Linked DNA regions of Homo sapiens: region 1 is linked to region 2. A link is a loop called in an ENCODE intact Hi-C map of the cell type or tissue named here. Cell type or tissue: CD4-positive, alpha-beta T cell. All regions are shown on one strand.

What was found. A loop is a pair of places that touch in the nucleus more often than their neighbours do. Peaks named below come from ENCODE experiments on the same cell type or tissue, not always from the same donor. Only the 100,000 strongest peaks of a DNase experiment are listed, where the experiment ranks them.
Region 1: a loop joins it to region 2, with 2.1 times the contacts of the local background. A loop is called at or near these places in 51 of 110 quality-filtered maps.

Annotation. Positions count from the first base shown.
Region 1 is chr3:105,689,240-105,697,239 of GRCh38, reverse strand. It overlaps CBLB (Cbl proto-oncogene B), which reads left to right. Exons shown (of 19, transcript NM_170662.5): 13 at 3,652-3,746. Among named protein-coding and RNA genes, the nearest start is that of CBLB, 180 kb to the left of the region's middle. In CD4-positive, alpha-beta T cell, no CTCF peak of the experiment used is centred here; no DNase peak of the experiment used is centred here; H3K27ac peaks cover 334 bases.
Region 2 is chr3:105,858,150-105,866,149 of GRCh38, reverse strand. The region is part of intron 2 of CBLB (Cbl proto-oncogene B); the gene reads left to right. Among named protein-coding and RNA genes, the nearest start is that of CBLB, 6.9 kb to the left of the region's middle. In CD4-positive, alpha-beta T cell, no CTCF peak of the experiment used is centred here; a DNase peak (open chromatin) is centred at 3,769; H3K4me3 peaks cover 775 bases.

The sequences.
Region 1 (8,000 bases), 170 kb after region 2:
TACTTCTTTCACAAGTCTACACTTCCACTATTTTCTTAGTTCTTCAACCTCATTACCTAATTCAGCTATATGAGTACCTAGGATGTTCAAGACACTCTGGGGAATACAAAGAGGAATAAAGCACAGAAAAGCTAGTCAGGATGAGACAGGCATGTGATTAAGAGGTAAGGCATATGAGAAGCATCCAGAAAATGTGTGGGATCCCCAAGAAGAAAAAAAATTCCAAGATGCAGGACTGAAAAAGGAATAAAGAAAGCTTCATGCAAGAGGGTCACTGGCTATAAACATTAAAAGATTGGCAGCTGTTGTTTTTGTAGGTATGACAGAAAGAAATAGCATGGAGGTGGGAGAATATGTATAGTAATAATGTAGTCAGTTTTGGATAGCCTATAGCATAAAAAGAGTAGGCAGGTGAGGTAAGACCATGGCAAGGAAAGTTAAAACCAATTATGAAGTGTCTTGAATTCTACATTAAGTAATCATAATTTGGTAGGCAGGAAAGAATATTTAAAGTTTTCTTTTCTGGCAGAGGAATGCTAGAAACAGAATTGGGAATTTAGAAGATTTAAATTGGTAGCATTTCCAATGCAATTGTGATAGATTTCAGACAGTGAGCTAAGAATGCAGAGGACAAAAAAATGTTTCTTAGTTGAGGATTCAGTGAGGTTTCAGTGTGAACTGCTTCAGTTGATACTATCAGTCTGTGCATTTGAGGAACTATAGTTCTTTTTTACCATTTGCAAACAGGTTTTTCAGATATCTGGAAAATATATAAAGTATTTATTTTTAGCCCCCAAAGTTGTGATTTATTGTACTCACTCAGGTAGTGGCAGCTAAAATGATTTTTGGGTGTAAAGAAATGGTTGCAGGTGAGAACATGAAATTCAGAATGACATAATGTTAAATCTTGTCCTCTAGCCACCGTCAATAAATATGAACAGCCATTTTAGATGAACGGAAACATGATCATCATTTTATAAAGTACCTGCGCATTTAGGTCCTTTGCTATCTCAATCTACTAATTAGGAAAGAACTATACAGTTCTATTCCAAGTTTTGTATTAGGCGTATTGTCAACTCTCAGTACATATTTATGAACAGTTTATAGGAATAACAGCCATTAAGCAAATTATATATATGTGTGTGTGTGTGTATGTGTATATATGTATGTATGTATATATATGTATGTGTATATATATAACATATATATACTCACACATATTTGCTGAGAGTATTTCAGTAATAATGAATTTCTTTCAGCTAAACCTAAGGAAAGTGATTTCACTAGTTAATACTTCCATTAATAAGTGCATCTGAGCCAATCAGCAGTCAATATTAATTTAAGCCTTACTGTGTGTAAAGCACTGTAAGGCATATGCTATAAAATGGTAAAGGAGTAATAGAATTTTTGTCCTGAAAGAGGCCCAGTGTGGCCTAAATTCTCCTTGACAAAACGTAAGTACACAGAACATGAGCAAAATATTATCAGATGCCAAACATCAAATGAATGGTTCAGAAAAGACACTACAGCATTTCAGTGGCCATAGAAATCCTTTAGTTACTATACATCAGTAACAAATGGTATTTCTGAAACAGTTAGAAAAAGTGACATTTGCATTTTAAAGCAGATTAATGGATTGTTTCAAAAAATTAGGAATAAGTCACTTAATTTTCTTAGGTATTGCCCTCCAAGAGTAAGTTACCTCATTAATTGTACTTTGTGGCTTTACTAGTGATAGACATCATTGCCTGTATGACTTGTCTTCATGAAATTTAATAGTAGTACATAAAAATATGCAAACTCTGTTATTAGTATTTTATTCTCATTTACCTAATGTGCAAGATGAAAGCAATTTCAATACCAGTAAATGTTTGAGTGTATTGGTATTTTTTAAAGATACGTTCATAATGTTCTGATTATAAAATCATAGTTGGTTTATTGTTAAATTAGAGCCAATACAGCTGAAACTATTATTCCCATATCTGTCTTTTATTTTATTGTTGCTGAAATTTTATTAAGCATCTATCTATGTTGGATGCTTTGTCCTAAAATAACAAACTATTGCATATAAAATCCACATTACATTTTCCCAAATGAGTTTTATATGTATTTGTAATATGAATTAAGGAAATTTGATTGCAGATATCTTACATTGTGTCTATTCCTGCAGCATGCAAAGAATTCCAATGAAGAATGACTTCCAATGCTCAATATCACAATGAGCGTTTGTGGTTTGATATGTGTGTTTGTCTGTTAAAAGGCCTTTTTTTATGTTAAAGGATTTTATTAAACTTCAAAATGATTAATATCTATTAGGAAATTTCTTCTTTCTGGCACACTTCAGAACACTTTGCCTTGTTCTGTTATTTGGCCACAGTCAAAAGCCCAGATAAAATCATTGTATTTAAAGGTAATATTTTGTCATGGTATGGCTACAGTATATTGAGTCTAATGAAGGGAAACATGAAAAAAGAGAAATTGGTACTAAAGCATAAGACCAGTCTCTAGTGAAACTTTAAAGCTATAAAATTTGATTTTGTAGCTTTGAAATACGAACGTTGATACATTTCAAATATGTTCTTTAAACTTGTTTCTTATTTTAAGTTGATAGGTAAGGGTATGGTCTTTTAAATTTTGTATTCTAAAGCTTCCACATCATTTTAGAAATATGATGGGGGAAAGTAATTGGTAAGTCCTTGACTGAATTATCTAGCACTGCTCAAATTACTTTACATGTATTTAGCCCCACCATCAGTCTACCTATTAAATATGAATTAATAAGAGTTTGCAAAATAACTCCATGATAAAAATCTAATGATTGCTTATAGGTCTTAAAATGTGTTCAATTTTTTCTTGTGAATATGTTTCTGCAAAATTATCCTCTCATAACCGCCCCCCTTTAAGTTGCTGTAATTTCAAATTGTAGGAGAAACGAACAGTTTTTCAGACATTTCCTGTAGTGTAACAGAAATCTAGACATCAGAATCTCCTAATTCAGAGTAATTGAACACTGGCTTTGGATGGTCCCATATGAGCAAGTTAGAAATTGTGGTTTGTGTGTTCACAAACTGAAAATTTTGTTTAAATTTGCCTGCACTTGGAAAGCCAGAACAGGTCTCTAGTTATCATTAGCACAGAAGCTTCAACCATGAAAGAACAAAGGCACTTCTGATTATATTAATGTACTGTTTCATCAGAAAGTTTAAGAATGTTCCGTTCACCATGGAGAAATATAATTTAGAGCACTTTAATTTGGAAGGAATTAAAAAAAGAATAACATCAGTGCTGCTTTTTTCTTTACCCCTTATAGAGAATGCTAACTTTTCAATAAAAACTGATCATAGTTGGTGAATTTTACTGTCTACCTATTTAGCCATTAATATCTGTATCTGGTGTATATAAATTATAGTATTCCCTCTCAGTGTTTAAGAATCATGGTGTAACATTTTTATTTTTTGTGTAAGCTTGAACCCCTTTGGGCAGTGGTGAATCATCAGTGTGGTGCTACTGACTCCTGAATAAATTGTATGACATTTCACTTATTTAAATATACTGAACTTACATATTGTCTTCAGAATGGTAGAGCAGCTATGGCTTTAAGGTCCTTCAGAAGTTAAATTCTTGGAAACTAACAATTTGATTTACTTTCAGGTCTTTTCCAATGGTCACCTTGGAAGTGAAGAATATGATGTTCCTCCCCGGCTTTCTCCTCCTCCTCCAGTTACCACCCTCCTCCCTAGCATAAAGTGAGTTTTGTTGAATTTGGAGATCACTTGTCTATGCATCAAGATATGGTAGAGTGGTTTTGAGAGGTTCTCAGTACAGACACTACATGATGAATAGAAAGTCATTGATAGTAAACAGCCAGCTGTATTTACAAACTAAATTACCATAAATTAAGATCCTTCCCTATACTTTGCTGGTAACCACAACATCTGTGAGACTTACCTAAACTCTTGAGGTTACATAGAGCAACAGGGAGAGAAAGCTACGCATTCCTTGCATCAAAGAGGGTAGAGTAGCACAATGAGGTATCCCTTCAAATTTACCTCTTCTCCTCAGAGGTATCCCATTTTATCTCAGCTTCCCAGTTTGACATCATAAAATAATCTTTGGTTCCACCAGGTTTCTCATTTCTCACATCCATTCAGCTACTAAGTCCTTTTGATTATTCTTTTGGAGTTTTTCATATTCCTCTAATCTTCTCCATTGCTCTAGCTTTGCCTCAGAGCTGGACAACTGAAAGAGCCTTTTATCTGATAATCTCTTATGATCGGAGAGTTAGTATCAATGGGTTTACGGCTAGTAAAATGAGATAACTGGGTATCTCATTTGAAAAATGGGGCCCCAGAGGCACACTAGATATCTCTCATTGATATCTTCCCAAGTTAAACCAGGATAAACTGGATATCCCAATTCTAATTTTCCTGCTCTTTATATGAAGTCAGGATGTCTGCCTTTCCTCCGGTATATTTTGTTCACTGTAACTGAGTTCATTTAATTTAACTTCTGCCTTCCCCAGGTCACCTTCCCACTCAAAAACTAGCATTGTTTCCCTTTTTCCATTAAATTAACTCTATGCACTTCTGCTAACAGTAAGATCCTACAGAATTTTACCCAACTAAAATATTTTTTAGTGATTCCTAATACTTGCCCTGTAATTATATCTGGATTGTTTTTTCTGACTTTGTGAGATTTTTATGCTGTTCCTCCTGTGCTTCACCTTTTCCTAATCTTTATCCTAAAGGTCCATATCTCAGACTCTATTTCTTTGTGAAATGTTCTGTGACTTCTTCAATTGTAGTGATTAAGACTGATTTACATTCCTCTTCCTGCAGTTTATTTCCTACTCATTTAATTATATACTCTGCCATACTGTTTTCTAATTTTAATGTGACTCTCCAATTGAAAAGATTACAAGACTTTGAGGACAAAAACTTTGTGTTCTCTATCTCCCATAACATCTTACTGTATTTGATATATACTAAGTAAATGATTTGCATATAGTAAGTAAGTACACAGAGAATACGTGGATGCTTGGTTTATTGATTTAAATTTTATCTGCTGAGGTCCTTATTTACAATAGAAGGTCTTAGAGCTTCTTCATTCCTTCATCTGCAGTTCACTGAACTCCCACTATACATATCAATGCAAAAGAAAAATAAGGTAGATCCCAGCCCCCCAGAAATTTACAGTCTACTTTAGAAAATAACATTAATGTATATGAAATCATTAGAGAATGGTGTGCACTAACATTTATAATGCTAACTTAGTAGTTTCAAATGAGTTTGGAGGAGAGGCTGTTATAGACTTTGTGAATGAAGGATGTCATGGAGGGATGGGCATTTCATGACTCATGAAGTACAGGCACAATTGGGAAAGGCAGAATGTGAGAAAAAACAAGGGTGTGAAATTTGGCATCATTCAGGGGACGGTGGGAAACTCAGCGAATTAGATCATTCTCCAGTGGGAACTTCTCTTGGAACTGCGAGATATTTAGCAGGCATAGGAGTTGGAAGCAATTATACATACTCTGGGTAGTAGGCTCTAAATCAGTGACAACATATGATTATATTCTAGTGCTAAATGAACTCTGGATATATGTGCATGTAATAAAACATCTAAGCTCAATTACCTTTGATAACTCAGAGAACATTAGAAAATGAAATCTTGCTAATTAGAGATTAAATGTTCACATTCTGTTTATTAAATTCATATTGGCAAGCGAGCTGGAAGTTGCAGTGTGCTTCATTTGTATTTAACATTAAATACCTGCTTCTCCTGTAAATGAAGCAAGAATAACAAATTGATAGTAAAATGTATTTTTTCTAATACTTCAGTTGGTAAGTGCATCTAAAATTAGTCATACTTTCTCCCTATTTACTCTTGATTTTTCCCTCAGAAACAGTGCAATTGTTTCACTTAACTAGAGAAATATTTTAACAGTGCATGCTTGCCAGCAAATTAGTTTTCAATTTTGCATGCTGCAAGTCAGCCATAGTTAGCAGTACAAATGCTAGCTTTTAATGGCACAGTTATCTCTCCAGTTTATTTTTGTTTCTGACTCTGTGGGTAGCAGTTGTTCACTGTAGACAATATGCAAAGTATATAAGAGAAAGAAAAAAGTGAGATACATAAGCACAAGCATATGCATATGCTAAATATCAATGTCCAGAGTTTTAACATTTTGACATTTTTTATTTAAACTTGTTTTTACCTTATTTAGATTATATGGTAGAGATAATTTTATGCCCTCCTTTCTTAACATTATCATAAGCATTTTTCTTAATTGTTTAGTTATGCATTGTGTTTATTACAAAACCAGCATGGAATGCTGATGTGAACAGTAGAATAAAATCAGACTGTGTACCACACCTGACTCCGCCATTAAGTATTTGTCTTTTTTTTTTTTTTTTTTGAGATGGAGTCTCACTCTGTCGCCCAGGCTGGAGTGCAGTGGCGCGATCTCGGCTCACTGCAACCTCTGCCTCCTGGGTTCAAGCGGTTCTCCTGCCTCAGCCTTTCAAGTAGCTGGGACTATAGTCGTCCGCCACTATGCCCGGCTAATTTTTTTATTTTTAGTGGAGACGGGGTTTCACCATATTGGCCAGGCTGGTCTCGAACTCCTGACCTTGTGATCCACCCGCCTCACACTCCCAAAGTGCTGGGATTACAGGCGTGAGCCACCATGCCCAGCCTTTGTCTTATTTTTAACAGGAAAACTTCTCTGGGCCTTTCCCCATCTGGTAGAAGAGAGGATCAGTTTAACTTAAATTATCTCCAAAATCCTTTTGAGATTCAGCTTTTTAGGTTCTATACAGTGTGTTTTTTTAAAGGATACTGATGGCAAACCTGACAATAACAGTGAGTCAAGAGTCTTGGCTGTGGATGGTCTTAGAACAGAGGTCTTAGCAAAATGCCACTCACAGAAATAGGAATGTCAGATGTTCGAGAGTTCATTTCCATCTTAGACTCTTGGTATATGTTTCAAAATCAGGCCAAAGCAAAATTACGCATTCCTACCAAACATACACTTCTGTAGTTCTTACAAATGTTGAAAACTCCAATGTTAAATCCAAGAATGTCAAAGCTAACATTTACCTTACATTTATACTATGTTGTTATAAATATTTACTGAAATAGAATTGTTAAATATTTGATATTGTTTACTCTGATTCCCATTTACATGATGTCAGAGGCTGCTGTCATAGTGTTTCCTGTTAAACTGTATCTTTGCAATTATTTGACTTTTATTGTGTAATTTGTCTTGAGACCTAGAAGAGTATGAAATTTACTTTTAAAAAACATACTGTTGTAAAAGCAATCTGAAATTATTTGTATCTATATACTTAATTTTTCTAAATTAATGTTTTTTTCTAAATGGTTTCTGCTTAACATCTTTGACACTTAGCTATAAATATAAAATTTTAAGTAAATCCTAGAAACATGGGTAATTATTTTTTTGGAGGGAGAACAAAATAATCCTATGTGGATTCTTTTTACTTTATAGTTTAAATTATTTATTTACTAAATTATATTTATTTTGAAATAATTTGATTTTTCAAAATTAAAACTAAATGATACTCTGAATAGTTAAGGAAATATTTATTTTACTTGGCACACAATAGATTGGCAAATGAACAGAGGCATTATTACAAGTAATAATGGAGTAATTACTTCCAGGTAAGATAATGTTCTGAAATGCTGAGGAATATCTTTTTTTTTTTTTAAGAATTTTTTTTGTGTGTGTGCCTTGTCTTTTAGAGATGGACCTTTTGTACTTTTGATATATTAAACTTAGGCTTTCAAATAGCCATGAATCAATATTACTTGGTTTTGCATTTTTGTAAGAAAGGTTTTTTTGTTGTTGGAGGTGGTATTATCTATTTTTATGAATATATATTCTTATAATATATATTTTTCTAAAGAGATAAGTCCTTGTATTTTTGGTTCCATAAACAGAGAATACAAATTTCACCTAACTGTCCTGTTTTCATTCA
Region 2 (8,000 bases):
CTTAGTTTTGGGCTTCAGTGTGACCTATTTACGCTTCTGCCAATTTATTCAAATTGTTATATTAAAGTGCTCCAGACAGAATGATGTCATAGTGTCAGAATATTGCAACTTGCTGCTTGGGGTTCAGTTTTGATTTTAGCATTGGATACTTTAGAATAAGGACTATTCAATTGGAAAAATAGCATATATTTGTCAAGCACAATGCTGCCTATCTTGTCTTTGCTAAAGAGTGTGCATTTGAAGGTCACTCTCACTGCCTAAATCATTAGTTGGGGTAAGAGAAGGAATTCAAGGTTTTTCTCTAACTTATCTGCTACGTAAGTGGACAGCAAATGGTTCAGATTCTATAAAGGGGCTGTTCTTTTTCCCCCACCCTCCAACTTTGAGTGGTCAGTGTTTGTACATTTGTGTTAGGACATCAAATCAAAAAGATTTATATAAGGATGTGGTGAGCTATAGTTACTATAAAATCATTATTTTTGAAACATTAAAAATGATGTACACAATTTTGGTCTGTAACTGGTTGTTAACATAAGTTTTATTCACTTTTAATTATTTCACCATGAGTTATGGTAAAATAGATGGTTATTTGATAGTTAAACATCTGCTATTGTTTATTTTATTAACCCTTCTGTGGGTTTAGGTTTAGTCTCTCCAATTGAGAAACTTGACCCAACAAGGAAATCTATTATCAAAAGTCTCTACTTAGTGGGATGTGGGTGCGGGTGTTGGCAAATGTACATTGCCTGTTTGTCTTCATTATTTGTCAAAGATGAAAATGGTTGTGTTCATTTGTGAATGTACCCAGGGGCTTTGTGGAGAGAAATTGCATAAATTATTATGAAAGAATTCAGTATGTTTATTTTTACTGTAAGATACAGTAAATAGAAAGGCATTGATAATTACTAATTGGCAGTATATAAGTGTGTAGTACAGAAACATCCCCCTCTTTTGTTTATCTTTTCTTATTTGTTAGTGGTGAAGGAAGTGGCTCATAATATCAACATTGTCCTGATGATTACATCAGGAACTTTATTATTAGTTCTGAAGTTAATCCCTTGACACATTACCTTTTTAAAAAAATAACTGCAATAGCATGAATTTAGTTTGTGAATAACAGAAAATAGCAATTTTCAAGTCTAATTGGTAGGTATGTAAAAGGCAGAGTTAAGTGTATAGTTAATATTTTTTTCTTATGAAGCCTCTTTGCAAGGGTAGATCTTGGAAGTATAAATATGAACACAAGCTTCAATTTCAGTGTGTTTCAGCTACCAATAAAGTAAAATAACTATTTTTACAGGGAATAATGAAGCAGTCTTGGGTTGTAGGGGAAATATCTAGTGAGTATGTAGTTTTACCATTTCTTGGCCTCTGGAATTTAAAATGGTCAATTGAAATTCTTTCCAATTAATGTTCTGTTTTCAGAGGGCAGGCTTTTGCTCTAAGGTCACTGAGAATAGGAGAGCGTAATTGCTCAGTTGTGTTCCTTATAAGATGTAGAGTGTTTTGTAACAGAAAATCAGTAGCACAGAGTTAGCATAGTCTATGTTTTGAGGAAAAGAATAGTAGATAGTAGCATATCCCAAAACATCCCATTACAGATTTTCTGGCCTTAGCTCTGTGTATGTGTAATTTGATAGCCGACCCAGAAGCCCTCACATCAGTGGATGCTTATTTGATACAGTGATAGAAGTATTAATCATGAATACATATCTAGGTTCAAGTGCGCCAGAATGAAATGTGGAGTCTGTTCTGAAGCTACTCAAGAGACAAGGTTTCTTAAACACTTAATAAACATTTTTTGAGGGCCTACTGTGTTTCCACTGAGTGCTCGTTACTGGGGATATGAAGCTAGACAAGACATAATCCCGCCTTTGACCTGTCAAGGAACTCAGAGAACAGTATCAGAGCCAAACACATAAATGGATAATTGCCATGTAGTATGGAAAGGGCTATATTACAAACCCCAAGTACAGTGGGAACAGAGTAGAGAACATCCTCCTTGTTTTTCTGGCCAGTGTTGAGACAGTTTTCTGTCTGGATTCTGCTGGCCATTGCCTTTTAGGAACAGCATTATTGTGTTCTTGTTGGAAATGCTGAGGTGAGAGTAAGGAAATGATTACTAATCAGTATGGTTGGAATGATAATTTATTAATGTGAGGTTCCTGAGCATGGTTTTCATAAGAATCTTAGCCAGGTGATGGAAAATAGAAGAAACAATTTTCCATCTAATAGATACTAAATGTACTGAGCATACATGGATGCTTAGGAAATTAGAAAATAATTAATTGATGCTGAAGAGCAAAGCACTCTGAGTACCTGCCTCAAATTTTTGTTTTGCTGTCCTCGTCATTTATTTTAAATTACATTACCAAAAGAATTTAAAAAGCATTTAGGAAGTGATGATGCCCAGTAGGCTTTTCCTGCCTTTTGCCCTCAGTCTATTTAGTACATTTTTCAAGCTTGAAATATAATTTACACTCCTTTTAATTTAATTGTGATCATAATATATTTTAAAGTTTGTCAATCAAGGATGCTTGGATTATATATAAATATTTTAAAGAATACAAGTCAACTTTCTTTTCTAAGCTGAGTTCCTCATATCTCTGAAAGATATTCCATGTGGACTAAGACAGGTTTTAGATGCCTGTTGTTTGTGTTTACTAAGTTGGAGACTCTTACATTCCTAGAGCCTTAAAACCAGGGATATCATTCATTTGAATTATACTTCTTGACGTATTTCCTTTTCCTCACTGAAGTTGTTCCACCTTAGCAGAATCATGGGTTGTGGTAGACTTGGTTAGGGGATAATAACAAATTGTCTGGACAGTTTTGTTTAGTACTCAGTTCAGTTTTGAATTTGTGTTGTGATAAATGAAGTGATCCCAAAGTTTGGTACATGACTTCTTAGAAAAGCTATTGATAAAGTGAAAGATTTAAAGGAATCATATGAAGACTTACCTTGGTTTATCCCTGTGATATAAGGCATTCATATAATGCAGGCCTTAATCAGTTAGTAGTCTTTTAAATATTACAGAATTTTTAGCATTGAGATTTTGAATCTATTTCTTTCTTCTTTTTAGAAGGTGCTTTATGTGCTATCTGTTGATTTCATCATTCATTTATCAAATCTCAACTATGGAAAGACAGACATTTCCAAATAGCTATGCCATAGAGTAAAATGTAGTAAGTGCTTTAAGGTAGTATAAATAAAGTGCTGAGATGTAGTACGTGGTAGAGGTGAACCGTTGCTTGCTAAGGGTGAAAAGTTGGTGTAGAATGAAGCATGGAGGAGGTGCTGGCCAGCTCATGGGTTGGAGTCCAGTGAGATGGAGGACATGTTAGGTTGAAGGAATGATAGATTGTTGAGTAAGAGAGGGGAAGTTAGGGTAAGATGATAGAGGTTTTGATTGCTTTTGTCAAATAATTTTGTCTTAATTTATTTGGTAGAAAACCATTGAAGGCTGTTAATCAGGGAGGGAAAACTTCAGGGCTGTGCTTTGATAGAATACTTACTTGACTCTGTAAAGCTTGAATTAAGAGAAAAAAACTGAAAGCAAGAGTAATGATCAAGAGGAATTAAAACAGTCTGGGCAAGAAATAATGAAATGCTGGCCTAGATACTTGGAAGTAGGTGTAGCAAGTGTTGGTTCAGATGTGGGAGGCATTTTGGAGGTAAAATCTACAGGTCTTGGTGACCCCTTAGAATTAGAGGATGAAAGAGAAGGTGCAGTGAAAGTGACTCTTGAGGTTTTCAGCCTAGTTGACTCCGAAGGCAGTGATGCACTTAATGAGGTAAGGAACGTAAGAAGGAAAAGAGGAAGTGTGCGGGTTAGTTTTTGGCCATGCTAAGTTCAGTGTACCAGAGTGAATTTCATTTAAAATCAGAAAATTAAGTGTACAGTTCAAGAGAGAAGTAGAAACAAGAGACACATATTTGGTAGATATTCTCATAGAGATAGCATTTCAAGCTATATAACTGTCAGAGATTTCGGAGGAAGAATAGAGGGAGCAATGCAGAGAAAAAGTCAGATAATTGAATTCTGGGGAGATTGAGGGGTGTAATTAAATACCAGAGAAGGAAAGAGAATCCTACATAGATTAGTGATGAGAAAGGTAGAATTAAACCATAATGACATCCTAGGTACAAACAGCTTTAAGAAGAAGATAAAATCTGAAGTTCTGATAAAACTAAGTTCAGATTCAAGTAGAGAAAACCAAACAGGGTGAAAAATTAAGAAGTCATTGAATTGTATGATTAGAGGCCATTATTGACCTTTGTGGAGCAGTTTAACTTATGTGATGGGGTGAGATTAAAATGAGTATGTGGATTATTTAAAAATTGTTCTAGAACTGTAACAACAATGAAAAGGAAGGGAGTTCTGTTAGCTTGAGGATTTGAACATCATTGAAATAACTCTGTGTGTGTGTGTGTGTATGTATGTGTGTGTGTGTGTGTGTGTGTATGTGTGCACACACCATAGGAGAGGTTCAAAGATTGGTGGGAAAAAAAAAAGATTGATGGGAAAGGATGTAGTTAGGGAATGGCCTAAGATGCAAGGGAAAAAGAAATAGTTGAAGCAGTAGCATTCTAGATTAAACTGTGGGAGGGAAAGAGTAGGAACAAGTAGAAGGGTTAATCTTGGCGAATAAATGTAACTTCCACTTACACAGGAGGAAAGCAAGGGAATATACAGAGAAGTTTTGAGGGAATTTGTAAATTTTATATTGGGTTGTCAGGAAGTGATTTAAGGCATAATATTTATAATGTTTAAACCATGTTTTTAATTTTTATATCATGAAATATGCAATATATGTATTTTAACTAGTCTTCTAGCATTTAAGTGGGTAAATAAGTAAAAAATTAAAATGGAAATCAATTCTCATCTTTAATATTAAGTTTATCTTATTATACACTTGCTGTGACTTAGAGGATGCCACAGTGCTATTTTTATCTACTCTGCTTGGGCATATATTAATAATATTATTACAATTTTACTAAAGGTTTTTTTTGTTTTTAAGTATTTGTAGGTTGCTAATTTTTTTCAAGTAATGAAAGACACATTTTGAAAATATCCAACACATTTTATAGGTTTTTAACATAGTTACATTTAGATGATTGTTGAGCTTATATTATCTTACAGTATCAATGAAAAAAGTATTAATAGTTATAATATTCTACCTGTTAAAAGATTTAAAAAAATATTAAAGCCCTACGTCTTTTCCTGAGAGCCTCTTGGGTTTGAAGAAACCAGAGGATTCCATGTCAGCTGACAGGAACACTGACCTGGGCTTAGCCTTATTTCCTGCTTTTCTGCACAGAACATTCCAGGCTTTTTAAGGGTTTTAGGCAGCATGAGTAACTTTATGAGCTAAAAGAGCTTCTAAAAATCATGATCCTCAACAAACTGTTCAGTGCCCTTGGTCTAATTTTCATACCTTTGCAAAATCTGCAGGGATTTTGCCTTGTGATGGAATGTAAAATATGGAAGGGAGAAGAAATATTAAGAAGGAGATAGGGCTAACTATGTTCTGGACACAGTGCATAGCACTTTACATTTCCTCTTGTAAGAATTATAATATCCTAAGAGGTTTCCCGAAGAAGAACCCTGCCCAAGGTTGTAAAGCTAGTAAATGTTAGGGCCAGATCCTAGGTTTGCTTGATTCTAATGTCTGTGTTCACAGTATGAAGAGTGAAGCACACTGCTCCATGGAATAATATGATGCTTCCTTTTTCCAAAGGAAGTAAATCAAAAGGGCATTTCCCCTCCTCCACTTCCATATTTGATATTATCAAATTCTTCTCCAAACTTTGTACTCATTTTTAGGCAGCTTTATTCAATGTAGTTGTGGATATGCTATTTGTAATATAATTTTCCTGAGAGGTTCGTCCTTACCTTGTTTGCTTCCTCCTCCTCTTCCTCCTTTCTGCCATCAAATATTTGTTGCACATCTACTATATGCAAAGTTCCATATTAGGTGATAGAGAGAGACCAATGAGAAAGACTGTTCTTCACTTTCAAGGAAGTTCCATTCTCATTTGGAAGAAAGAGAGTGAACAGAATACACAATTGATATTTTAATTACAACTAGTCAGTTCTTTAATGGTGCTTCTTAATGTCAATCTTCTGAAGACATCTTCGTGGAAAACCATAAAGGTCTTGGTAATTTTCTGTAAATTCAGCTGTGCTGGACTCATGATCAATTTTATATGCCAACTTTGTTTTGCCCAATTAATAATCTATTAAAAAAGTGTATTTTTATACTTTTTTACACTGTACATTTTTATACTTAGTAAAATACATTTTTATAATTTTTATATTTAGTAATTATTTGCTGCATTAAAATGGAAAGAACCCAAAGAACTCTTCGGTACCTGTTATTATAAAGAGAGAGATATATATATACTTTAGGTCACTGTAATAAGAAACCTCTTCTAACATTTATAGGAGGAGGACAGGGCTTTCTTTTTTTTTTTTTTTTTTTTGACACGGAGTCTCACTCTGTGGCCCAGGTTGGAGTGCTGGAGTGCAGTGGCACGATCTCGGCTCACTGCAAGCTCCGTCTCCTGGGTTCACGCCATTCTCCTGCCTCAGCCTCCCAAGTTCCTGGGACTACAGGCGCCTGCCACCACACCCTGCTAATTTTGTTTTTGTATTTTTAGTAGAAACAGGGTTTCACCGTGTTAGCCAAGATGTTCTCGATCTCCTGACCTCGTGATCCGCTCGCCTCGGCCTCCCAAAGTGCTGGGATTACAGGCGTGAGCCACCGCGCCTAGCCCAGGGCTTTCTATATTGTTTTTAAGAATGAGGCAGTTCACTTGAGAGTATATGACTTGATTCAGTGTAACTGAATGCTCCATGAAGTGAGGCGTGTTTTATAATGAAAGTCTTATAGTATAGGCACAATTCCTTACTGTTGAAATTTTCATTTTATTTGGTAAGAGTTCTTTCCTATGTTTCACAGGCTGGTTTGAACCTTGTTTGCAAGGAATGTACTATCTGATCTAATACATTTTTATTACCTTTTGGCTGGAAGTTTTAATTAAGGCGCAGTCAGAAAACTCTTTAAATGCAAGATTATTCCAAGAATAAGTAATGACTTTGAAAATTCTTATAGCATTAGTAAATCCTGTTTTTGTATTTGTGCTTTTGCTTTGATATGGTTGAATATATGTATCTAAATACATATTTATGTATTGGAATGCATAGCCAATATATTAATAATATATTTTTATTCATGTGAAACAATGCATGTACAGAGAGAGTCTCCTTAAATATTTCTAATACATTTAAGCAAATACAAAACTCAGTTGTATATTGGTATGGAGACAGTTCCTGATTCTCAAGTCCAGCTATCAGGGTTCTGAGCAGTAACCTTAGTTAGGTTCTAGTTCTGTATTTCAATATTGACACGTCAAAAGGAATTGGTCCTGGTAATTTCCAAATTTTTTGAGTCAATGGCTATAGTGGAATTTTCAGCCTAATTCCAATAATAAATGTTTTGCCTTTTAGTTCAACAGAAAAGAGCAATATTGCTATTGAACCAATTCTTTTATGCACCAATCGGTGCCCTACAAAGTTCATCATTTTATAATGTGACTACAGATTTGTTCTTTGTCAAAGCTCTTCTGTGTTAGTACCAAGCTTCATTCTAGGAAGCAATTTAGGTATTTCTAGAAGAGGTGTAACCATTTGAATCTGAACTTGACCCTGGTGGTGAGCTTGATTTTCTCTCTAATATACTGCCTTTAGAAAAGCAATTTTTCTTTCCTGGCTTTTGCAGCTCCTTGCACATAGCAGGTATTCAATAAATATTTATTGAATGGAATTGAATTTGACCTGCTTAGAAGTCATAGTCCTGATGTAGGGTTATTCATTTTTGGCAGAAGCTGTCATAAATCACAGGGTTTAATAGTAATCCAACTGATGAACTGCGCACCCAGTGGCATACCGTAGTTCAGCATTGTATGTTGCACTTTCCCAAGTGCAAATTTAGAA